Regions from separate parts of the Homo sapiens genome. Here region 1 is linked to region 2. A link is a loop called in an ENCODE intact Hi-C map of the cell type or tissue named here. Cell type or tissue: endothelial cell of umbilical vein. All regions are shown on one strand. Each heading gives the region's core, and the rest is flanking DNA. Links, peaks and the distances in the headings are about the cores only.

What was found. Peaks named below come from ENCODE experiments on the same cell type or tissue, not always from the same donor. Only the 100,000 strongest peaks of a DNase experiment are listed, where the experiment ranks them.
Region 1: a loop joins it to region 2, with 8 times the contacts of the local background. A loop is called at or near these places in 2 of 110 quality-filtered maps.

The regions. Positions count from the first base shown.
Region 1 is chr11:36,226,786-36,239,046 of GRCh38, forward strand. LDLRAD3 (low density lipoprotein receptor class A domain containing 3) reads left to right here. Exons shown (of 6, transcript NM_174902.4): 5 at 300-645; 6 at 2,375-5,351. The coding sequence ends at 2,612. Among named protein-coding and RNA genes, the nearest start is that of COMMD9, 57 kb to the right of the region's middle. RefSeq lists a silencer at 10,414-10,708. In endothelial cell of umbilical vein, for the core only: no CTCF peak of the experiment used is centred there; DNase peaks (open chromatin) are centred at 4,746 and 6,646.
Region 2 is chr11:36,150,568-36,162,828 of GRCh38, forward strand. The region is part of intron 4 of LDLRAD3 (low density lipoprotein receptor class A domain containing 3); the gene reads left to right. Among named protein-coding and RNA genes, the nearest start is that of COMMD9, 130 kb to the right of the region's middle. RefSeq lists an enhancer at 2,790-2,959. In endothelial cell of umbilical vein, for the core only: no CTCF peak of the experiment used is centred there; a DNase peak (open chromatin) is centred at 5,874; H3K27ac peaks cover 2,729 bases.

The DNA.
Region 1 (12,261 bases), core at 2,306-10,305, 76 kb after region 2:
TGTGATCTTTTGTGTCTGGCTTAGTTCACTGCATCATGTTTTTGAGGTCCATCCATGCAGTAGCATGTATCAGTATTTATTAACTTTTTATGGCTGAATAATATTCCTTTGGGTGGATGTACCACGTTTTGTTTATCCGTTCATCGGTTGGTGGACATTTGGGCGGTTTCCACTTTTTGGCTATTGTGAATAGGGCTACTGTGAACATTCGCATGCAAGTTCTGGGGCTGATGTTGAAACACAAAGATTAGCCAAACTGGTAACCTTCTCTCTTTTCTCTCCTCTCTTGGGTTTCTCAGAACCCGGCAGTGGGCAGGTGTTTGTGACTTCAGAGAACCAACTTGTGTATTACCCCAGCATCACCTATGCCATCATCGGCAGCTCCGTCATTTTTGTGCTGGTGGTGGCCCTGCTGGCACTGGTCTTGCACCACCAGCGGAAGCGGAACAACCTCATGACGCTGCCCGTGCACCGGCTGCAGCACCCTGTGCTGCTGTCCCGCCTGGTGGTCCTGGACCACCCCCACCACTGCAACGTCACCTACAACGTCAATAATGGCATCCAGTATGTGGCCAGCCAGGCGGAGCAGAATGCGTCGGAAGTAGGCTCCCCACCCTCCTACTCCGAGGCCTTGCTGGACCAGAGGTGTGTGCTGGATGGAAGAGATTGAGGCGGGAGAGGTCATCCATTGCGGGGAGGGGAATAGGTGCACACACTGAGGTTCTTAGGTCTTGCCAAGAGCCTGGCTTCAGCTGCTATAGGCAGTGGCAGCATCTGACATTTGCCGAGTCCTCGCAAAATTCTCTACATGTATCACCTCATTTAATCCTCTTAGCACCTCGCTGAGGGAGGAAACTGATAGGAATGTTCCAAAACTGGATTATGGTGATAGTTGCACAAATCAGGAAATTTCCAAATTCTACAGATGAGGAAACTGAGGCTCTGGGATGTTAAATGACTTGTCTGAGGAACATACAGTTAGGATCCTGGCCTGCTCCTCCTGGGAATGTCACGCTGGTCCATGTTCTGGCCACAGACTAGCTCTGAGCCTCACCTGCTACTGCAGAGCAGTGCCCAGTACATGTGAGAGGTTTGGTTAATATCTGTCAAATGAATGGATAAATGAAGAAGTGAATGAATGAGAGAATCAGTGAGTTCCTTAACTTTGCTTGGCTTCATCTATAAAATAAAGGAGGTGGAAAGGAGCACTTTCAAGCTTTTTTAAGCAGTACCACATTGCAAATGGAATTGTACAAGAACTCCCAGTATGTATAAAGCCAGGAAGCAGAGTTCTGTAGTTGAAGCAAGCAGTGGGCCCGTTTCCTGATCAGCATCCCTCTTCCTCAAGCTCTGCCGTGTATGGCATTAGACATTTTGCTGGCCGTGTTCTGATGGTGACTGGGCTCTTCCTTGGACCCTCTTCCATGGCAGCTCTTACATTATTGAATCTTCGTTTTCCTTCCTCATAGAAGGTGAATAAAGTTTCAGAGGTCAGGGGAGAGGATGGCGCTTAAGGATCTCTTTGCAAATAAGTGTAAGAATTCAGGACCTTCCTCACCTAATAAAGTTCCCACTCATAACCTCTTCATTTGGACCACCCAGCATAGGGTAAGGTTAAAATTGCTGAATCTGGAAACAGAATGCGTGGGTTCAAATCCCAGCATTGCTGTTTACCAGTTATTTCTGATGCTGGGCCAGACATTGAATGTCCCTGTGCCTCAGTTTCCTCACCAGAGCAACAGGCATGAAAGTAATGCCCACCTCCCAGCATTCTTGTGAGCATTAAATAAGGTAAGGAATGTAAGGGGCATGGCAAAGTGCCTGGCTCATGAGAAGCCTTCAGTAAATGAGAGCTAGAAAATAAAATGTCTTTTCTGTTAAATTCATTCCTTTTAAGCCCCTTCTGCCGATACAGACCGAGGTGTTGAGAGGATGTCCTCTCACCCCAGTTCATAGCCAGGAAGAGTTGGCTTTCAATAGAAATGCCAATTCCATGTTCCCATCAGAGGCCCAGTCAAGATACCAGCCCAGCCTCTTGGCCACAGGGCTTTTGGCTGATGGAGCAGAGTGGCAATGCCAAACCACCCAGGTTGAGCCGAGGGACTTGGTGGGCGACCTCATTCTGGTTCTACCCAGAGGATGTGGTTTTGGCACCGTCCGGTCAACACCAACCAGCCAGAACACACTGGCCTTTTCTGTTCCGATGTGGTTCCTGGTCCTTGAATTAATTGTCTTTGTACTTGGAGGGAAAAATCTCATTTCGCACTGGAAACACTGTCTCAGAAATGGGCTGAAGTTGGCTTATCTTGGCCCTAATGTGTTCTCTTCTCTTCCTGTCTCCATTGCCCCTGCCCCCCTGCTGTCCCCATCACAGGCCTGCGTGGTATGACCTTCCTCCACCGCCCTACTCTTCTGACACGGAATCTCTGAACCAAGCCGACCTGCCCCCCTACCGCTCCCGGTCCGGGAGTGCCAACAGTGCCAGCTCCCAGGCAGCCAGCAGCCTCCTGAGCGTGGAAGACACCAGCCACAGCCCGGGGCAGCCTGGCCCCCAGGAGGGCACTGCTGAGCCCAGGGACTCTGAGCCCAGCCAGGGCACTGAAGAAGTATAAGTCCCAGTTATTCCAAAGTCCATATGGGTTAATCTGCTCTGACTTGTTGCCATTCTAACAATTTGTGCTCATGGGAAGCTCTTTAAGCACCTGTAAGGGTGTCTCAAGTTACAGTTTGGGATATTAACTATCTCTGCATTCCCCTCCTCCCCCAGACTTCAGAGATGTTTTTCTGGCGTCTCAGTTGACATGATCTGTTGTGCGTCTTTTCTGTCAGGTCACTCTTCCCTTGGGACCCGAGATCACACCCTCATTTTTCACATTATTCTGTTTCTGTTGGAGAGACAGCATATAAAACAGTATTGAAATAGGCTGGGAGAGAGCAATGTTTCTGTGCTATATTGGATGCTCAGAAGTGCAGGAGACGCTGGACCCAATTCTCTCTGCTGGGTAGTTACCTTATAGCATTTGGGGATTTGGGTTAGATGATCTAACCAGGAGGCCATCACTGGATGGTCACCCCCCCAAAAAAATTCCATTTGAGCATCAAAACCTGCTTTGCACAATCCTATTTGATGCCCCCAGTTCAGCAGAGTCAGTGGCCAAAGAAAACTTTGGACGTGAGTAACACCCTTCAGCAGTCGCAACGTTATTTTGGTTTTGTGAAGGACTCTGAAACCATCTACCCTGTATAAATTCTGGCTTTAGAAATTTGCCCAAGAATGCTCATTCTGAGAGCTTTCCTCAGCAGCATATATCATCAGCCTCATCCTAAAATAGGCAGGGAGCCCCTCCCATGAGTTTATCCAAGTTCTCAGCTCCTAAAATGCAGGCTGCCAAGACCCTACACCTGCCCTGGCTCTACAGCCACTTACCTGGTTTCTGGACTGTCACCCTCCCAGCTGACCTGCCCGTAGCCAAGGAATGAGGACCTAACTTGAGTTGGCCCAAAGTCTGACCTGGCTGTATGTCCCTGTGGCCCACACCCAGCCTGTCTTGCTCATTCATGCAGCCTCAACACTGGCCTCCAAAGTTCCCTTAACACTTGCAAAGTCCTTTTTACCTGTGCATTTGGACTTGAGGACACTGGTTTCTATCACAGGTGAGAGCCATGTTCAATACCTCCAGCAAGCTCTCCTGGCTCCCTGCACTGTGCACGCTCCTCTTCCCAAGGTCCCAATACCAGCACCTCTAGTTAGAGTTAGGGTCAGGGTCAGGCCTCTCCCAACATCCCAGTAGTTTCTCCTCTGAGACACATGGGCAAGAGACAATTTGGAGTCAAGATTTTCCATTTGGATCTATTTTAAATCTTTTAGAAATGCATTTGAAACAGTGTGTTTGTTTTTTCCCTTCTAGTTAAGGGACTATTTATATGTGTATAGGAAAGCTGTCTCTTTTTTTGTTTTTCCTTTAACAAGGTCCAAAGAAAGATGCAAAAGGAGATCACACCCTTGCCCCGCTGAGCCCCGTGATAACAAGTCACTCCAGACTAACCTGTGTGCCAGACATTTGTGCATTGTTGCACTTTGAGGTTATTATTTATCAAGTTCTTGAAGGAAGCAGAAAGAGGGACTCCTCTCTCCCTCCGTGTATAGTCTCTATGTTTGTGCTAGTTTTTCTTTTTTTTCTCTGTGTCCAGTCAGCCACAGGGCCCGCCTCCCTGCAGGAATAAGGGGTAAAACGTTAGGTGTTGTTTGGCAAGAAACCACACTGACTGATGAGGGGTAAAATGGAACCAGGTAGAGCCACTCCGGGCAGCTGTCACCCATTCAGAACTTCTTTCCGCAGCTGAAGAAATGTTCAGTAACCTGTTTGACGCTAATTAAAACAGAGCCTGCAGGAAGTGGGGCTAAAGTGGCATTCAGTGATCCTGTTCTGTAGACTTTTCTTTCTTTTTTTAACCAAATCCAAAGGATGTTACAGAAAAGCTAGCCACTGGTATTTTGTTTTGTTTAAAAAAAAAAAGAAAGAAAGAAAGAAAGAAAAACGGAAAGGAACCTAGCTGCCTGTATCTTTCATTTTTAAAATAGCACTTGAGTTATTTTCTGAGTAATCCAATAAAGAACTTTTGATGACAGCCAGAATGTGTTAGAACTCTGGCTGAACATTTCATCTCCTGTGAGTCAGAAGGGCTTTATTTCTCCCTTTGATGGGGCCCCTTCTTCTTTCTGGTGCTCTGGAAGTTGTTTAGAGGAAAGAATTCTAATTTTAATTAATTGCGCAGTGAGTTAATCTCACTCGCTTTTCTGCTTCCAGGCATCTTAGGAAAAACAAATGGTTTTAGTAGATAAGGGATGCCTACTAATGCTTTTTTAAAACAAACAGGGACATTTTTATTATAGATTTGATTTTTTTAATGAATGTTTTTAAAAATATATAAATAGGACACCAAAGCGGCAGGGTTTTTTTGGGGGGGAGGGGGTTTGTTTTCCAACTCAAGATGGCACATTAGTGGCCAGCAATATTTTTTAACTCATTCCAACCAGGAAGCTTTTTTATACATTGCCTAAATCTACGCCAACCAGAAAATAGTCTCATCTCTTTTTTTCTCAAATGAGATCCGTGTTTTATTTTAGCATTAAATTAGTTACACTGTGATGACTGGCCTATTACCTGACTCAGCTCCCTCTACCTTGAAATTGACATTTTTAAAAAATGCAACTAAGTGGTTAATAGTGTGTGACGCTCAAAGTTAATGTAAACTGGAAAGGTTGTGTGTCGTTGCTTTTTGTGTTTTGGTTAGGCTTGGTTTTGTTTTTTAATTTTTATACTTTCTAATAAATTTGCAGTTTCATTCTTTCTGTTTGTGCAAATGGTCCTTGACCCACTCATTTCCCTTATAGCAATATAAACAGTGGACAGTCACTTCTGTCATAGCTTTTGCAATGAATTTATGCCATAATAAAATGAGAAAAAGGAAGAATATGTTGGTGGGACCTCAAAATGTGATGGATGCTTCAGGATTCTGCAGCTGATATGATTGGAATACAGAGGCAAAGTTGTGGACACCAGTTAATGTAATGGGCCCTGGGAAATCATATTGGAAGATGGGTGTTTCTGCCTTTGCTACAGCATTGTTCAAGGGAAAAGGACAAGTAGCTGTGATAACTGTAACAGATTCTGACCACATATTCAGGAGCACACTATAGCTCTTGGATAGGTGGGCTAGTAATTAGTTTCAAAACACAAATGGCTCAGATTGTCCCCATCAATGATGGGAACATCTTTATGCTTTTTTAAGTCTAGTTTTGGAGCCACATGTTGGCCAATGCAGCAGGGACATCTGCCTGGGAAGGAAGTTAGGATGCCCCATAGGTCACCAGCACCACCATCATGAACAGGGACAGTAACTCCAGCCCTGGCCGAAATGAAATCCACATGGAAATCCAAATGCAAGACCCACAGTACCAAGATTTGGATCATGTATTGATCCCAGATTCCTCAAATGAAGACTGGGCTGTCAGGCATGTGTATCCCAAATATATGCTATGTCATGCCCTGCCCCAAGTGATGTAGAGTAGACTTTCCCAAGCCCCAAAGATTTGTCAAGTTACTCATTTCATCATCCCTCGAGGTACCTTATGAATACCTTTTTTTTTCTTTTTTTTGAGATGAAGTCTCGCTCTGTCGCCCAGGCTGGAGTGCAGTGGCGTGATCTCAGCTCACTGCAAGCTCCGCCTCCCGGGTTCACGCCATTCTTCTGCCTCAGCTTCCCGAGTAGCTGGGACTACAGGCACCCACCACCATGCCCGGCTAATTTTTTTTTTTTTTTTTTTTTTTTGCATTTTTAGTAGAGGCAGGATTTCACCGTGTTAGCCAGATGGTCTTGACCTCCTGACCTCGTGATCCGCCCACCTCGGCCTCCCAAAGTGCTGGGATTACAGGCGTGAGCTGCCACGCCCAGCCATGAATACCATTTTTATGGATGCCAAGATGAGCATTTTTTATGGATGCTAGTGCTTTGCAATGATTGTAAAATACTCAGCTAGAGCAGGGGTTGATAAACTTTCTCTAAAGGGCCAGAGAATAAATATTTTTGGCTTGTGGCCGTGTGGTTTCTGTAGCAACTGCAAAAGCAGCTATAGACAATACAAAATTGAATGGATGTGGCTGTGTTCCAAGAAAACTATTTACAAAAACAGGCTACTGGTGGGATTTGACCTGTGGGCTGTGGTTTGTCAGTAATCTAAAGGATCACTTCCACATTGGGTTCATAGATGTAAAGCTAAGGACACTGAAGAGAAGAAACAGTTGTGTTAATGGCTTGGAGTACTAGAACCCTTGAAATGACACCAATCTCAAAAAATTAAAAATAGGCCGGGTGTGGTGGCTCACGCCTGTAATCCCAGCACTTTGGGAGGCCAAGGTGGGCGGATCATGAGGCCAGGAGATTGAGACCTTCCTGGCTAACATGGTGAAACCCCATCTCTACTAAAAATACAAAAAAAAAGAAAAATTAGCCGGGCGTGGTGGTGGGCACCTGTAGTCCCAGCTACTTGGGAGGCTGAGGCAGGAGAATGGCATGAACCTGGGAGGCAGAGCTTGCAGTGAGCCAAGATCGAGCCACTGCACTCTAGCCTGGGTGACAGAGCGAGACTCCGTCTCAAAAAAGAAAAAAAATTAAAAATAGAAAAACTCATGAAGCAGACAATTCAAGGCCCCTATTAGTTCTCTTCCAAAATAAGAAGATACAGGATTAAGCTGAAGAGAGGCTTTCTTAATGAAATCCTAAATATTTGGGTTCAATATAGCAATCCTAGGAAAAAAAAAAAACAAAAAACTACTCTTACTGGGAGTTCTTCAAGGTCATGAACTCACACAGCAATCTGTCTTTTTTTTTTTTTTTTTGAGACAGAGTCTCACTCTGTTGCCCAGGCTGGAGTGCAGTGGCACAATCTCGGCTCACTGCAACCTCTGCCTCCCAGGTTCAAGTGATTCTCCTGCCTCAGCCTCCCAAGTAGCTGAGATAATAGGCGTGTACCACCACACCTAGCTAATTTTTTGTATTTTTAGTAGAGACGGGATTACACCGTGTTAGCCAGGACGGTCTCGATCTCCTGACCTCATGATCCACCCGCCTCAGCCTCCCAAAGTGCTGGGATTACAGGAATCTGTCTTTTAGAGAAGGTCCATGGGAGTGAGTGACGTGGTATGTCCATTTTCTACGTTGAGCTTGCAACCCACAGGCAAAGCAGTAGATTCTAAGAGTGAATTGAATGAGAAAGAGATTCAGGTGGCTGCAGTGGAAGTGTATGAGTGTACATAACTATGCACCCAGTGAGACCCTTAGGGAAAAGGTCAGTGAGAAAATATACTGACTCCCTTGACATCCTACAGCTAAACAAGTTCATAGGACATTAATTAGAACTCCTAGTTGTAAGTTATAGAAATCTGACTCATACATGATTAATTGCATTAAATTTTAGAAGATATATTGTCTAAAGCAACCAAGTCCAAGATTATGGAACTTTTGGGTTCAAGCAGACCTGGATCCAGCTGCTCAACAGCCTTCATTAGGAATTTGTTCCTCCCTTGCCAGTTTCTCAGCCCTGCTTGCTCATGGAAAAGAGAGTCCAGAAAACCCAGGTTCACAGTCTCAGGAGAGGCACTCTCTCCTAGCATCTATAGAAACCTTTAAACGGACTCACGATTGGTTGTTCTTGGTCATGTGACCACTACTATGAGTGGGTCTCAGTCCCTTGATTGACAGCCCCACCTGAATTACATGAAGTGGGAAAGAGAAAATTCCCATATGGAAAGAGTCTGGTAGTAGACCAAATACCAATATATCTGCTGTAAACCCCCACCAAAGAATGGGACTCACAACTGGCTGGTACAATTTGTAATATACATAAGAAAATAGCAGACAACTACAAGCTTCAGACAATGTAACCATGGGCATTATATGGTCTGAAAGAAACAGAGGCAACGTTGCAGTGAAAATTTCAGGAGACTCAACAGCCTTTCCTTAAACCTATGAGGCAAGGTTAGTTTCAAGTTGGGGTTGGATCATGTATACTTTTGTGAGACGGTCATGAATAAGCTGTGTAGGAGGAATTCTACCCTAAAGATACCCCAAATATCTCTTGGGCTCAGAACTGTCTCCCAACCACTGAAATGGGGCAATTATCCTGCCAAGAGTTTCCCCATCCTTCACAGTATTTTTAAGCTGATGGATCAGAAATATATTCCCATTCATCACCCTTATCAAGCTACCTAAAGACCTAGACTCAAGTATGCATGCAGTTAATGAGGCTTTCCATAGTTAACCATTTGTCTATACCTGAAAGTTAGGATGTGTCAATATCTAGAGAACCATCCACTAGAAATTTTGGAACAGCTTGTGTCACTGGAGCTGAGGGGCTGAGTTTCCATTATATTGAGAGCTTGAAGGTATAATCATGGGGAGCTGTGATGAAATATTGGAGGAAGCATGTTAATTTAAATATTACTGATGCCTCAGTTGGGCTGAGTTTATAGTCTGAGCAAGGATAATTCACTCTAAAGTTCTAATATCAGGCTGTATTTGACTTTACATGCTTTTCAAGGTCACCGTTGACGGTGAGTCATCCCAGTGAGCCAGCAGAGAAAAGGCATTCCAAGGAGCACACATGCATGGGCAGTGTTTACGGGCCAGACCTGGAAGCAACACACACCTTCACTCACATTTCATTGCACAGAGCCTGGTCAGTCCCATGGTCAGACCTACCTGTAAGAGAGGCTGAGAAGTTAGATTAGCTGTGTGTCCAGGAAGAACCAGAAATGGATTTTGGTGCTGGTGACCAAACCTGTGTTTGCACTCTTCTTTCCCTTCTGAAAGAAGACACCCAACCATTCCATCTAATCAGATCCAAGATCTGGGATCTGGTGAAAATTTCTGTCAGGTCCAAATTTGGCTTTTCTAGAATGACAACTTTTCAACCCCACACAGCTCATATCATCTCTCCCCTAGATTGCCTCCCTTTGGCCTATTTTCAGAATCTCTTTCTTTTCTTTTCTTTATTTATTTATTTATTTATTTATTTATTGACAGGGTCTCATTCTGTCACCCAGGCTGGAGTGCAGTGGCATGATCTCTGCTCGCTGCAGCCTCAACCTCCCGGGCTCAAGTGAACTTCCCACCTCAGCCTCCCGAGTATCTGGGACTGCAGGCATGGGCTAACATGCCCAGCTAATTTTTGTGTTTTTTGTAGAGATGGGGTTTTGCCATGTTGCCCAGGCTGGCCTCAAACTCCTGAGCTCAAGCGATCCGCCCACCTTTACCTCCCAAAATGCCATGATTCCAGGCACACACCAGCACTCCCAGCCTATTCTCAGAATCTTTGAATAACTTTTCCAGGCACACACCACCGCTCACAGCCTATTCTCAGATTCTTTGAATAATTGTCAACTCACTGCGGAGAAAGATCAAAATGCTAGTCTATGGGACTTTCCACCACCTGGCTTCTCCCTTCTCCCTTACCCTGCTCCAGCTATCCTGACCACCCTCCTGGTTCGAACCTACCAGGCAGACTCTCAGCTCCCAAACTTTGTTCTTGCTGTTCCCTTTACTGGAACAGCTTCTCAAGATCCCTAGAATACTCTTCCCCATCAGAGAACCATCAGGAGCCACAGCCACTTGGAATATTGCTATTGATGTCTTTGGGACCTCAGCTGTGGCCACACTGAGATTCGTGGAAGATGGAAGTACCAGACTCCTTCTTGACCAAGATACTGATTGATCCCTAGACTAAAGCAGTACATGAGAACTTGGGAAGGTGAGTTGAAATACCTTGAAATAATAAACAATACACTGGAATGTGAAGAATGGGACTAAGTGATGGAGGTGGTACCTGAACACATGCCCACCTGGGGGCCTGCTCTTTTGGTGACCCCTCAATAGGTATGACTCTTTTGCAAGAGGACTTGGGCCAGACCATCTTGGAAGTGTGTTCTTGGTGTGCTAGTCTGTGAATCAACTAAGAGCACACCGACATGCCAGGCAACTTCCCAGGGATAGGACCGCAGATTCTATTTGAAAATGGTGGCATCCCCAGTTTGGAGATAAGAAACTGACACTTTGTTCAAACAGGGAAAAGAGGTAAGAAATTATAGAAAGAGAAGACAGGGCCAGCCTCCTTTTACATGAAAAATAAACTGCTTAAATAACTCAGCCCTCAGTTACCAGGAAATGATTGAATGTGAATGTCTTGACCCCACTTGCTGGCTTGGCTTAGATCTAATAAGTGATCTTTTCATGAAAATGATGTTTGTGCTTGCCTGGTGTATCAGCTGGGATCAGTCAGAGCCACTACAAGTATTACAGGAATAAGGGATTTCATATGGAAATTAGGGCTTATCCTGTTGCAGAAAGAGCTGGTGGAGGGATGGTCTGGAAAGTTGGAGGATCTGGGACATTATCTCCAAGGCCACTAGCCTGGGGCCTGGGACAGATGGAGAAATGAGCTGGCAAGGAAGGCCAAGAAGGTGCTGCTACATGAAGACTTCAAAATGGTATTGCAACAAGTAAGCTCATGGAGAAGACTGTGAAGCCACGTGTCTGACTACCCCAATACTTTGAGAATAATGACTTCTGCTCAAGCCCAATCCTCTGGCCCTCCCAGAAACTCTTCAAGTCACTTAATGAATTCCTTTTCTGTTTAAATCAGCAAAATAGGCTTCATCATTTGCAGCAAAGATCCTAACTAATCCAATATTCAGCCCAATGAGTTGTGGGAGAAATGAGCACTGGATCTAGAGTCCAAAGATCTGAGATCAAGTCTCAGCTCTGCTCCTGATCTTGTGACTTCACACATATCAGTGTGTCTTACCAAAAATCAGTGTCTTGTCTACAAAATGGTTGTAATAGTCATTATCTCTTCAAGCAGCATTGAGAAATCCACATGATATTGCAAAGGAAAGTCCCTTGTGAAGGGTAATAGACATTTTTAATGGGAAGTCCTGTCATTGTTCCTTCACTATGAATCCAAACTGCCCTTCCTTTAAATGCTAAGGAACTGGGAATTTGCATTAAGCAAATCATGTCAGGACAAAATCTTGACTGCACCTGCACCCAGGAGTTGAGTGGGTCCATTCACATGCCCTTTTTGGAAATGGAGTGATATGGTTTGGCTCTGTGTCCCCACCCAAATCTCATGTTGAATTGTAATTCCAGTGTTGGAGGAGGGGCCTGTTGGGAGGTGAGTGATTCATGGGGGTGGACTTCCCCCTTGCTATTCTCATGATAGTGAGTTCTCATGAGATCTGGTTGTTTAAAAGTGTATAGCACCTTCCCCTTTGCTTTCTCTCTTCCTCCTGCTCCCACCACGTAAGATGTGCCTTCTTCTTCTTTGCCTTCTGCCATGATTGAAAGTTTCCTGAGGCCTCTCTACCCATGCTGCCTGTACAGCCTGCAGAACCATGAGCCAATTAAACCTCTTTTCTTTATAAATTACCCCATCTCAGGTAGTTCTTAATAGCAATGAGAAAATGGACTAATATATTGACTGACTGACAGGATAATGCAGGGAGAAGGGAAGTAGAGCTGTTTACTGGCACCTGATGATCTAAGTGGCCAAACGCAGAGCAGCAAGGCTGATAATAATAGTAGTAGTTAACATCATTTATTCTTCAGTTATTTTGTGCCAAGCACTTTGCTAACACATAATCCTCTGAATCAGGAGTTGGCAAATGTGACCCACAACCCAAATCTGGTCCACTGCTTATTTTG
Region 2 (12,261 bases), core at 2,502-10,501:
ACAGTGAAACCCCATCTCTACTAAAAATACAAAAAAAATTAGCCGGGCGTGGTGGCGGGCGCCTGTAGTCCCAGCTACTTGGGAGGCTGAGGCAGGAGAATGGTGTGAACCCAGGAGGCAGAGGTTGCCGTGAGCCAAGATTGAGCCACTGCACTCCAGCCTGGGCAACAGAGCAAGACTCTGTTTCAAAAAAATAAATAAATAAAAAATTAAAAAGGAAAGAAAGAAAGAAAGATCCCTTGTTGAAGCTGAATGCCCATGCCCAAATTCTGGCCTTCTCTCTACCTCCTGCTTTTGCAGTAGCTTTCTAATGAGCCTTCCTGACCTCCAGTCCTTGTCACTGAAAGCCCAGTCCTGCTTGTCTTGCTGTCTGTGTTCAAACACACAATAGCCCCTCATTGCCAGTAGCATAAAGCTGAATCTCTTACTGGACATGGAAAGTTCTCCGAGGTCTGATCTGTTCACCACATGCACCCATAGGCACCTCTGAACAATCCTTGGTTTCCCACCTTTCAGGCACACTTTTCTGTCTGTCTAGAACGCCCTCACCAGTCTAGCCAGGCCAGAGGTTTCCAGTTGTTCAAATTGTAATTCACATGGTGCTGTTTCAGTGAATCATGCTCATATCTGGGAATGACCTGAATTCTATCCCAGCTCTGATGTACCCACATGGTAACATTAGAGACAGTCATAATAGCAGCTACTGTGTATTGAGCACTTACTACACAATACACAGTATTGTGTAGTAAGATGGGCCAGGGGTGCACATCGCAAAACTTCAGGGGGTGCCATTTACATCGAATACAGAAGAGAGGCACTGCTGGCCACTGTGCCAAGACCTTCATATAGATAATCTCAGCCCTAACAGTTGGACTCTGTTACCGCCATTTTACGAAGAAGGAAACTAAGGCTACAAATGTTAAGTTTCTTGCCCAGGGCCACATAGCTAGTAAACAATTGGGCTGGGCTGTAGTCAACTCAGGTCTCTTTCCAAAGCCCATGGTCTTTCCATGGCACTCCGCTCCCTCCTTAATAGATGCTAAGTTCCGTGAGGGCGGGATCCCACTTTGAATTGTTTTTAGTCTTCCACCTCCTCCATTGAGCTTGATAAATGTATATTGGTCAAAATCCCCAGTCCTGTCTAGTGCCAGTTACACATCAGTGTCTGTAGTAGAGACCCTGGCGCTAGCATGAATTCTACCAAGCAGGCTAGACTTTACAATCAATCAATAGAATAAAAGGAAGGAAAATAAACAGTTCCTCCCAGCCCACTGAGTACTATTGTCTTGTCTCTTAGTACCACTACAAGGAAATGCTAGATCATGAGCTGGGGCTACCAGAGAGCTTCATAGACTTGACCCCAACACTTTAGCTGGATGACTTGGAGAAAATTACCCCAAAGTGTCTGCAGTGACTTCTGTGACCACCACCAGCTTCCCAAACCAGCCCATCCAACTCCCTTTTCCTGAGTGAGGTAAAAACTGGTAGAACCAAGGAATGCTGAATTTCCAAACGCCTCCTAAGGGAACTGAAACCGCAAATTGGCCACTTGGCTGAGAAATGCTCTCTTTCCCTCCAACACACACTTTCCTTTTCCTTTAGCTAAAGAATCCATAGATGAGTCTCACTTTGTGATACACGTGCTCCTGAAAGCTGTGTGGAATTGAGTCATTTTCTAAATTCACCAGGGAATCTTTCCATTTTAAAGAAAATCTCTAGTCAGTTATAAAACCAGATGCTATCAGAGACAGAAAGACCATTAGAGGTTTATCTAATTCAGCTTTCGTCTCATTTTACAGATGAGAAAACCAGAGAGGTTAAGTGACTTGGCCACAGTCACACAGCTCGTTAGCGATAGGAATTGACCTTAAGTCAAACAGAGCCTTAGGTCCTCTGATGCTGGTGCCAGTGCTTTCCCCTTTCCAAACCTCTTTCATAATGAAATCACCCAGCCCCTACCCGTGTCCCTATTCACTCCCACCAAAAAAATCCTCCATATAGTCTGTTTTACAAATTCATCCATTCTTCTTTCAGGGAGGGTTTCATCTATACTTCTGGCTTTGTCTGCTTCCAACTCCCTTTGGCCATTTGCACAGATCAGCTTTTCTAACAGAAAGGTGTGCAGAAAAAAGTTGAAATAGCAGGTCTGTTTTAGGATAAATAGTTGGGACGCTTGACAGCTTGCACCTGGTTTCCCCCAGACTTTACTCCATGCACCTTTTTCCATGCTATTTTTGCTCTGTAACCTTTTGCTCTAATACATTGTGCCTGTGAGTACAAGTATATGCTGAGTCCTGTGAGTCCTCTTAGCAAATCTTCACAATTGGGGTGCTCTTGGGGACCTCCAACAAAGAGGGAGAGGAAGCTTTCAGTCAAGGGTACAATCAAGCAGTCTCCTTTCTTAATTGAGGCAGGGATGATTAAGGTTTGTGGATGAATACTCTGAGGTCCTGCTCACCTGGGTTCCACTCCTGAATCTGCCATTTACCATGGATTTGTGGCAAGTTATTTTCTCACTCTGAGCCTCAGGATCTCCAACAAAGGGGTTAGTAACACTTAATGGCTTCGGGTTCTTGGAGGACGCCGAGAGATGCCCAGCATAGTCGGGGTGCTTGACCAGGATGTGCTCCATGGGCATAGGAACTCTGAGTTGTAGATGTGGTATCCCCACTTCTCAGAACAGGTCCTCCTGCAGCAAATATTTGTTGAATGTATACTTCAGGAGTGAATAAATGCCACCTAACATTGCTGCAGAAAGCACTTGAGCCCAGGAGGGACCGGAGATTATTGTCAAGCAAGATGAGTAAATTCCATATAAGTTTCTGTCTGAGCACTGGCTGGCTCTGGTTGCTGTGGGAGAGAACTTTTAATTGAACACAGTTGGGGGTATCTCTGCTTTCCCAGACCTTTTGCTGGGTCAGTTGGCACCCCTCCCTCTCTTAGGACATTGAGGCTTGTCTCTGGATTACCTTGGTTGATCTATTTCTGGATCTGTCTGTAAATTTGTCATAAAGGTAGACCCTGTTACCAAGTACATGTTCTTAATTAGCAAGACACATTTTGAATGGCTAAGTGGAACATCCCTTTTTGCAATCCCAGTGACCCATTTCCCAAGTGCTCTCTTTTGGCCTTATTTTTTTCTGCTTCTTGAACAAAGGAGAAGGGAGGAATGCAGCTATGTGCATATTTATTTGCTCTAGTGGTGGGCAAATGTTTAAATTCCTGCCATTAGGGGGTTTCTCTAGCTTGCTTTGCTTGTTAATGTTTTTTTTTAACAGGATAAATCATGTGCAAGTGTCATCGATAGACTAACAAGAGGTAGGCGGGCCATGGGAAAGTAGAATTTACCACCTCTCCAACAGTTCAAGGATACTGTTCTTCTAAGTTTTTAAACATTGGTTGGAATTGTGCCTTCAGTGGGGTGTGGGGGAGTTGGAGAGGCACCTTCATCCCAGACTGAAGGCCAGAAGCCTCGGGTTCCAGTTGTGTCTCAACCACTGAGTTGTCCCAGAGACTTTGGCATAAACTGCTTGACTTCCTCGGCCTCTGTTCTTCTTTTTGTAAAGAGATGAGTTCATCCAGAATGTTCTCTCGCATTCTGGCATTCTTAAAGAGTCCCAATTTTGAGCTCAGAGAATGCCACACCGACTGAAAGTAAGTCACACCTTTAAACATCTGGGGGACTTAAATTTGAAGAATGTGCCCATGATACTACCACCACTGATGTACCCAGCCTGCGGGTGAGCCAGGACAGGTAAATGGTGACCCACTGTTAGTGTCCAAGAGATGACTAGACCCCAGGTGGCACAGCCTAGGGGCTCTTGGACCCCACTTATTCCCTTTGTACCCAAGTAGCTTTCCTAAAGCATGTTCCTTAGAACCCTAAATCCACAAGCAGCTCCGCCTGTGGTCACATGAATTTGGGAGGCACTTTCCCAATCTTAGAAATCACAACAGAGGTTTAGAGAAGTCGTAGGGAAAAGAAATTGTTTGTTGTTGTCTAACCTGTGTTTCCTGAACTTAATTGACCAAAAACCCCGTTATTTTCCCCCATTCCATACTGCCTGTAGCCTCCCATGCAAACCCATTTCAGAACCTGCAGCTGCAGTCAGTCTGGAGTCAGGTAACTTAATTAGGAATCTGTTTCATGTCTTATCATTCAGTTCCTATTGGTTAATTTTCTTGGAACTTATGTCAGAGGGACATCCATGTGCATCCTAATGACAGCCTCATTTGAGACAAAATTTTCCATCATGGACAAACCAACCACCAGGTGACCCCAGGCAGTCTCCCCTGGCCTCTACCACAAGTCCCTCTCCCAGGAGCTCATGCTGTCTTTAGGCCCAGTCCATCTGTCTGTCTGCTTCTCTCTCTCCCTTCCTGTCCTCTTTCCTTGGGCAGCTCCTCCTCTTCCCCATTTCCCTGTTTTCCACCCTCTCACCCTTGCCCTTACTTTGAATTCTGCTGGGAAGAGGATGGCCTTTTACCCCAGACCCACAATCTTTCCAGTTCAGGCTGGTTCATTTGCCATCATTTGCTTTCTCATTGATTAGGAATTAATCAATGGCTGACAGTCTCCCCAGAGTGGATCACAGCTGTCTAGGAAATCTGCTGACCTAGAAAGATTTTCAGATGCTGTTAACAACCCACAGATCACGCTGTCAAGTATTTTCTTTCTTCAGCAGCTCTTGGCATGGCGAGCATGTGATTCTGCCCCTCTGCTCTGTGGCCTTTCAGTGACATTCATTATTTATCCGGGTCCTTTGAAGCTCTGCCTCAAAATGTTGCCAGAAATTCCAAATTATTTTCTTCCTTCTTGTTTAAAGAATTTCATCTAAAACTTTGTTTGGAGAGAGCCCGCTGAAGTCATAGTTATATTGACTTCCGCGTCTGTTCCCCAGCTCATCTTTGCTCCCTGTTTTCTCCCCACGCTGGCCTCCGTGCCTGGAACAAGTCAGACTTGTGTTATTTCCCAGCTGTGTGACCTTGAGCAAGTGGCTTAATGTTTCTGAGCCTTAGTTTCTTCCTCTGTAAAATAAGGATAATAATACGTACTTCACAGACTAGTGGTAAGGATTAAATGAGACAATGAGAGAATGCAAAGCACTTAGCCTAGTTCAAGAACATAGTTATCCATCACTTTAGGATACAGCAGGGGCCTCTTGTTCACCCCTGTTATTCCCAGGGGTACCCGCCTGGCTCATAGTAGGTGCGTAGCAAGATTTTTTTCAATGGAAACTAGAGTGGGATGCGCCTATCTAGAAAATCCTCTGTTGGAGCCTAGTCTTGGTCCTTAAAAGTCCTGGGCCTGCCTTCCCCCTGCCTTTAAGAAGCTGAGCCAGCAATAGTAGCATGTGGCCACCTGCAGGGCTCTGTGGAGGAAAGAGCTTTGAGCTGGGAAATTATGTTCTTAGATGAGTCATGTTCTGCCTCACCATTTCTTTAGTGGTTCTCAATCCTAGTTGCACATTAGAATCACCCAGGGAGCAGTTTTTAGAGACTCCATACAAGAGATTGACTCTGCTGATTCGAGGTAGAGCCTTGCGATGTGTCAGAAGTCCTTTGCTTTCGTTGAGAAGAACGTACTGAGTGGAAATTGTATAACCTCATCAACAGCTAAGCACCTGAAGGGATAAAAAAGACCGCCAGTAGTTGGCAGTCTTGGTTGAGGCTTCAAGATTGAATCCAAAGCAGCTTGTGATTCCTTTGGAGTGGCACGATCCCCAACTGAAGAGCTGTTTGCACATACACATTGTCACTGCAAACTCAAAGCCCAAGTTTGTTCGTATAGCCAGCTCTGCCCAGCAGGACCCTGGGTAGGGCCAGGTGCCTTGGCAGAACATGGATGGGGCAGTACAGGGCCACTTGGATCAGGTCCACCCATTTGCCATTGTTAGCATGAGCTGAAAGAAGTTGGGTCTCCCAAGGCAGTGCTGTCTCACTGCAGTAAACAGCAGTTTTCAGAAGATCTACGTCCTTGAAATATACACAGATTGGGTTTTGTTTGTTTACCCACACACAGCCTTCTCTTAGAGGGGAGTTAAGGTAAGGAAATGACTGTCTCAACACTCACACCCTGATGTGGCATTATTTGGCAACAATAACTTCTTCATCATCCCCTCCCCTCCTCATGGCACCCACCCAGCTGGCAGAAAATGACAAAGAAGGAAGATCAGCATTCATCATCTTCAGCATGATATGGTTTCAGAGATTTTTAGCATTTGATTTGTAACATTTCAGAAGGCAACATAAATCAAGCTGGTAATTTGTTTTGTCATGCCAAAAAAAAAGGAAAATCTGAATTCATTTGGGAGAACGTGTGTATGTCAGTCACTGCCTTTTCGGATCTGGTTGAAAAGCTGCAAATATTTTTCTCCACACAAAGTACATTCAGGTTTTGTTGATGATGTTGTTAGTACAGATCTCCTCTGGGGCACTGAGTAACCCTGGGGAGAGGATGGGAAACAGCGTAAGGGCTGTAATTTTCAGCCTGGAATAGAAGCAGCAATTTTAGGCAATTTAAACAATTCTATTAAGGGCAATCTTTTGGTCTCCTGCTGGAAAGAGAGGACCCCATTCAGAATGCTCCCAGTAATGCTGTAAGGGGCTGATGGGGTCTCCAGATTGTATACAGTTTCCTGCACCCCCGAAACCATCATAGAGGATCTCTGCCCCCTCATGCCTTTAAACGGGAACATTAATAATTTCCTGCTTAGTGCAGGATGTAGTCCAAAAACTCAAAATGAGTTGTCCAGATAAAGGGAGACCTCTGGGGGATGCCAGACAAACTTGGTCTTGTCAGAAGAGAAAAACTTGAGAGGGAGTTAATTGAAGAGTTTCCCACATTGCAGCTTGTGAGTGGTTCTGTTGCACTTTTGTTGATTTTTAAAATTTCTTTTTATTTAGTCAGTTTTTAAAGTCCCAAATGAACCATGGGGTTCTTGGCCCAGAGAACAGATGAACATTGGTTAGGCCAGGGAGTTATTTTCCAGCAAACTGCCCATGAGTTAAACTCCACTCTGTGGATTGGGGGTCATGATAAGGGAAGGGAGCCCCTACTATTTTGCGGGTCTCTGTTTTGAGTGTCTTAAAATTCTAGTGGAGTAGGAGCCATTGGGACCATCACAGGAAGATATAGCCCCTGGGTGGGAAGCAGGGTGTCTGTCTTTTGGAGGGAGCGGAGTGTCTCCATTTCAGTTGTTGCTGAGACAGGCAAGGTCTGGTGGTTGAGGAAACATCTTTTTCTCTCTGAGCCTCTTTTTGAGCTTAGATTATAAGGAATCTAGATCTGTCACGGGTAGATGCTTCCAGGTTCTGGGAGCAGAAGGCACTGCTACAAGGAGGCAAGTTGGGGACTCAGTAGAAGGTAACCTGTTGGTTAGTAGCTGTTAAGCAATTTGGACCCCAACCTACAATAAGAACTACTTTTATATCACAAATATACAGATAGGAAGTCATTCTACATTCAGCACACTGACGCAGGTATTTTTTAATACATTCTATTCCCTTCTTTTCGTTTTATGCTGGCCCTGACCCACTATGTTAGTTTCTGTACTTATTATACTATTTGGTTGAGACCTGATGTTGAAAAAACATTCCAGTGGGATAGTCTATGAAGATAGCCTCAGCACATGAGTTATGAGAGCTGCCTCAGCTGTGAGAGTTCCAGGCACGTCACTGTCCGGGGGTAATTCCCTTTGAGTTTCATTGAATTTTAAGGAAAAAGCCCCCTTGCTCTTCCTCAAATGCACCAAAGACTCTCTCACCCCAGGATCTTTGCACTTGCTGTTCTGTTCACTTAGAACACCTGTCTTCCATATACCCAAGGGTCCACCTTCAGCTCTTTATCAGGTGCCACCCTCTCAAGGAGAACCCCATCCCCATCCCCACCCCCTGTTTAAAATTGCAACCCATCACCAACCCCGCTCCCTCTTCGTTCCACTTACCATGTTCTGGGCTTTTTTTTTTTTTTTTTTGCCACAGCATTTATTATCTTCTCCCAAACAATATACCCTATAACTTTTTATTATATCTACTCTCTGTCTCTGCCCACTACCATGTAAATTCTGTGAGGGCAGGAATTTCTGTTCTGTATATCATCATATCCCATCAGCTGGAGCAGTGCCTGTGGTGTGACAGATGCTCACTGAAGACTTTGTGGAATGAATAAATGAATGAATTAATGCTGTTAAAATGATAGCCTCTTCTTACTACAACTGTCTTTTATTTTTTTTAATTGATACGTAATAATTGTACATATTTACAGGGTACAATGTGTTGTAATCCATGTATACGTTGTGTAATGATCAAATCAGGGTAATTGGCACATCCATCACCTTATATGTGTGTCATTTCTTTTGGTGACTACATTCAGAAAGGTCTAGCTATTTTGAAATATACAATACATTATTATTAACTATAGCTGCCCTACTGTGCAAGAGAACACCAGTTTTTCTAATTGTAATTTTGTACGTGTTGGCTGCTTTCTTAAATTGTGGAAATTAAAGGAAGGGCTGAACTGTTACTCAGATTTGAATAGAAATGAGGAAGAAGAAGAACAGTGAGATAAGGAGATAGTGACAGTGATACATGTTGACAATTCCATTGAAAAAGAACTTGGCCGGGTGTGGTCGTTCATGGCTGTAATCCCAGCACTTAGGACACGAAGGCCGAAGCATCGCTTGAGCCCAGGAATTTGAGACCAGCCTGGGCAACATAGTGAGACCCCCATCTATATAAAAATTTTAAAAAACTTGCTGGGTATGGTGGTGTTTGCCTGTAGTCCCAGCTACTGGAGAAGCCGAGGTGGGAGGATCACCTGAGCTCGGGAGGTTGATTCTGCGGTGAGCCGTGAGCACGCCACTGGACTCCAGCCTGAGCAACAGAGTCAGACCCTGTCTCTAAAAAGAAAAAGGAGCCAGATGCGGTGGCTCACTGCTGTAATCCCAGGGGAAGCCAAGGCAGAAGGATCACTTGAGGCCAGGAGTTCAAGACCAGCCTGGTCAACATAGTAAAACACCGTCTTTACAGAAACTAAAAAAAAAAAAAAAAAAAAAAAAGCCAGATGTGGTGACATGCTCCTGTAGTCCCAGCTACATGGGAAGCTGAGGTGGGAGGATTGCTTGAGCTTGGGAGGTTGAGGCTGCAGTAAGCCCAGATCATGCCACTGCACTCCAGCCTGGCAACAGAGCGAGGCCCTCAAAAAAAAAGGAGAACTCAGGGGACAAGAATCAAGGTGGCAAAGGCCTATGACCTTTGCCCACAGAATAACCACCCCTACCCTGGAGGGCCAGGACGGTTCCTTCCTCTCCTTCCATCCCAAGCCTGAGTCTTATGTTCCCTGCCCAGTAGTGAGTCCTCCGGCAACTCATCAGCAACACAGAGCCGCAGGGCTTTTGTTGGGACCCCCTTGAAAACACTCAGTCCCACGTTGCTGCACATTGCTAGTGGTTGATAAGACCGTTGCAGGAAAATTTATAAATCCGTGGCCTTACTGGCTGTGAGCGAGGCAGATAAGCCACAGTCTGACAGAAAGAAAAGCATCTCCCTTCCCTGTTCTTGCCTGAGATGCAAAGAATAAACCTGAATCTGTGTGGTGAATGAACGTCCTGGTGAAGTGAACGTGATAAAATTCCAGCTTGCTGTTTTGTGGGACGTATTGCAGGCACCGCATCTTTGTTCTCAGTCCCCTCTGCCCTTTGTGTGGGCCAGCCTCGAGGGACGTGGCCCAGTGAATCCTGGGGGAAAATCACGCTCACAGAAAGCCAGCGTGATTTCCCAGCCAGAGGAGATAAGGCCCGTGGGAGTGAATGGCAGCTTAGCGACCCCTGTTGCACCAAATCCTCCTTGAAATATTTAATTATAAGATACATGAATGCTTATCCCAGCAGTTATTTTTTCCTCTTAACCCATATTTAGCCTTGCAGCAAAAAATAAAATATGGTTCCTGGGAGTTTATCTTTCTTTTAATGAGGCTCTCAGGGGTCAGTTTTTTCCCTTAAAAAATTTTTGGCCCATCGTTCAACCCAGGAACTCTGCTTGTCAGAGAGGATCTTTGAATAAAATAATGCTGTCTGGTTCTTTTCATAGGTATCGTTTACCCTTTCATATTGGTTTTCAGTTTTAAAAAGTATTTTCACATAGAAGAAATCGGGACTGAAAATGCGTTAGTGACCAGCTCAAAGTCACACAATGACTTAGTGAGAACTCGAAATGGAAACAGGATCTTTTTTTTGGCGTGGGGAGGGACAGAGTTTCGCTCTTGTTGCCCAGGCTGGAGTGCAATGGCGCAATCTGGGCTCACTGCAACCTCCGCCTCCCAGGTTCAAGTGATTCTCCTGCCTCACCCTCCCGAGTAGTTGGGATTACAGGCACCTGCAACCACACCCAGCTAATTTCTGTATTTTCAGTAGAAATAGGGTTTCACCATGTTGGCCAGGCTGGTCTTGAACGCCTGACCTCAGGTGATCTGCCCACCTCAGCCTCCCAAAGTGCTGGGATTACAGGCGTGAGCCACCGCGCCTGGCCAGAAGCAGGATCTTGAAGCTCTCAGAATGCCCGTCTCTCCTTCTGTGCACAGTGAGGGCTTCCCATTCTTTCTGATTTCCCTTTCCTGTAGCAGAGAGGGGAAGATACTCCACATTAGTCAAGAGCTTTAGGGTACCAGGCACTGTGTGTAAAGTACATTTCTTATATTACCCCTTTGATTCCTCCCAGGAATCCTATGGCATCTATAATACTATCCCCATTTTCTAAATGAGGAAATGGAACTTCAGAGTGATTTTGTTCCAAGTAGAAATCAGGCTCTGGCAACTGCTTCCTGCTAGCAGGGTGAGATACAAACTTTTACAAATAGCAGACAGGCCATCATATAAATATATGATGTATTTATAAATACATACCTGTAGATATATTTCTAAATACATATCTGTAGATGTGTTTATAAATGTGGGGGAAACAGATAAAAATCCCTACCCTTGTGGAGTCTACATTCTGTTGATTCATTTTGGGATGGATGGATGGATGGATGGATGGATGGAGTACAACAATCTTCAGAGGCCAACTCCACTTCAGTCCCGGCAAATTCCTCTTACAGAAGAGCGGTAAGATACATTGGTAGACATATACAACCTGGGCTTCAGACCAGGGAAGTTTTATTTTGCCACTAAATTTAGCCACTGTATCAACACATCTCCCAGCTTACAAGATGACTGAGAACAAGTGTAAGTTCTTGAGGACACAAGCCCTTGCCTTAGTCAGCTTTGTGTGCCCTGCTGTACTTAATGCTTCATGGGTGTTCATTAAATGTTTAAATGAATGAGATGCATAATTCAGTTACGATGAGGCTCTCTGAGAATGAGTTAACATCTATCGAGAGTTGTGCAGTCCGCAGACTTAGAAATATCCAAAAATAATCACCCCTAGAGAGATCTCTGCAAATCAGTAATGAAAGAACTGAAGTAAAACTATAAATCATTCCGTTAACGGTTTTATACATTTACAAGTAAGTAATTTTGGAAGCAAAATTGGTGTATAAGCTGTATTTAGCCTCGATGTGCTAAGCAACTTTGAACCAAATATAAATTCCTGGCGTGGTATTTTTAAGCCACGGTGGGGGCAGGGTGCTGGGGAAAAAGTTGAGTTGGAGGAGCATCAAAGCTATTTTTGTAAGTTTCATCTACATTTTTAGAAAGATGCATTTTTGAAGAATTGGGATATCAGTCACTTCTCCCTGGCAGGATTCCTCATCAAGGGAGAAATGACAGCATGTCCGATCTTCCTTGAGTCTCTAAAGATCGCATTATTAAGATGGTTTCTGTCACTGTGCACCATGTCTGAGAACATGTCTTGGCACACCACCCTGTCCTTCGTCTCCTGATTTATAGCTTGCAATAGACTTGTTGAGTGTGAAGCTAGAACCCAGACAGAATGTTAATGCAGGGAAATGACATGTGAATCAGTGGTGCCCTGGGCTTTGAGTGCACATGACTGAGGGGAGGCCCAGTCAGCTGTGGCTGTGCTCCTCACATTAGCTTTGATTTGCTAGACATTGCATGAAGAATGAAGCAGAGCCTTAGCCGTGAGCTTCTCAGACTGGAGCTAAGCCGTGGTCCCTAAGTCTATAGCTTCCCACTGGAGACTGACTTAATTAGCCAGGATCCTGAGCTTGGCTAATGGTGGGCCCAGTGAATGCTTGATTTGCAATGGAAATGCCCAATTTGGTATGGAGTCTCCATTTTTAAAATGCATTGGCTAACTTTG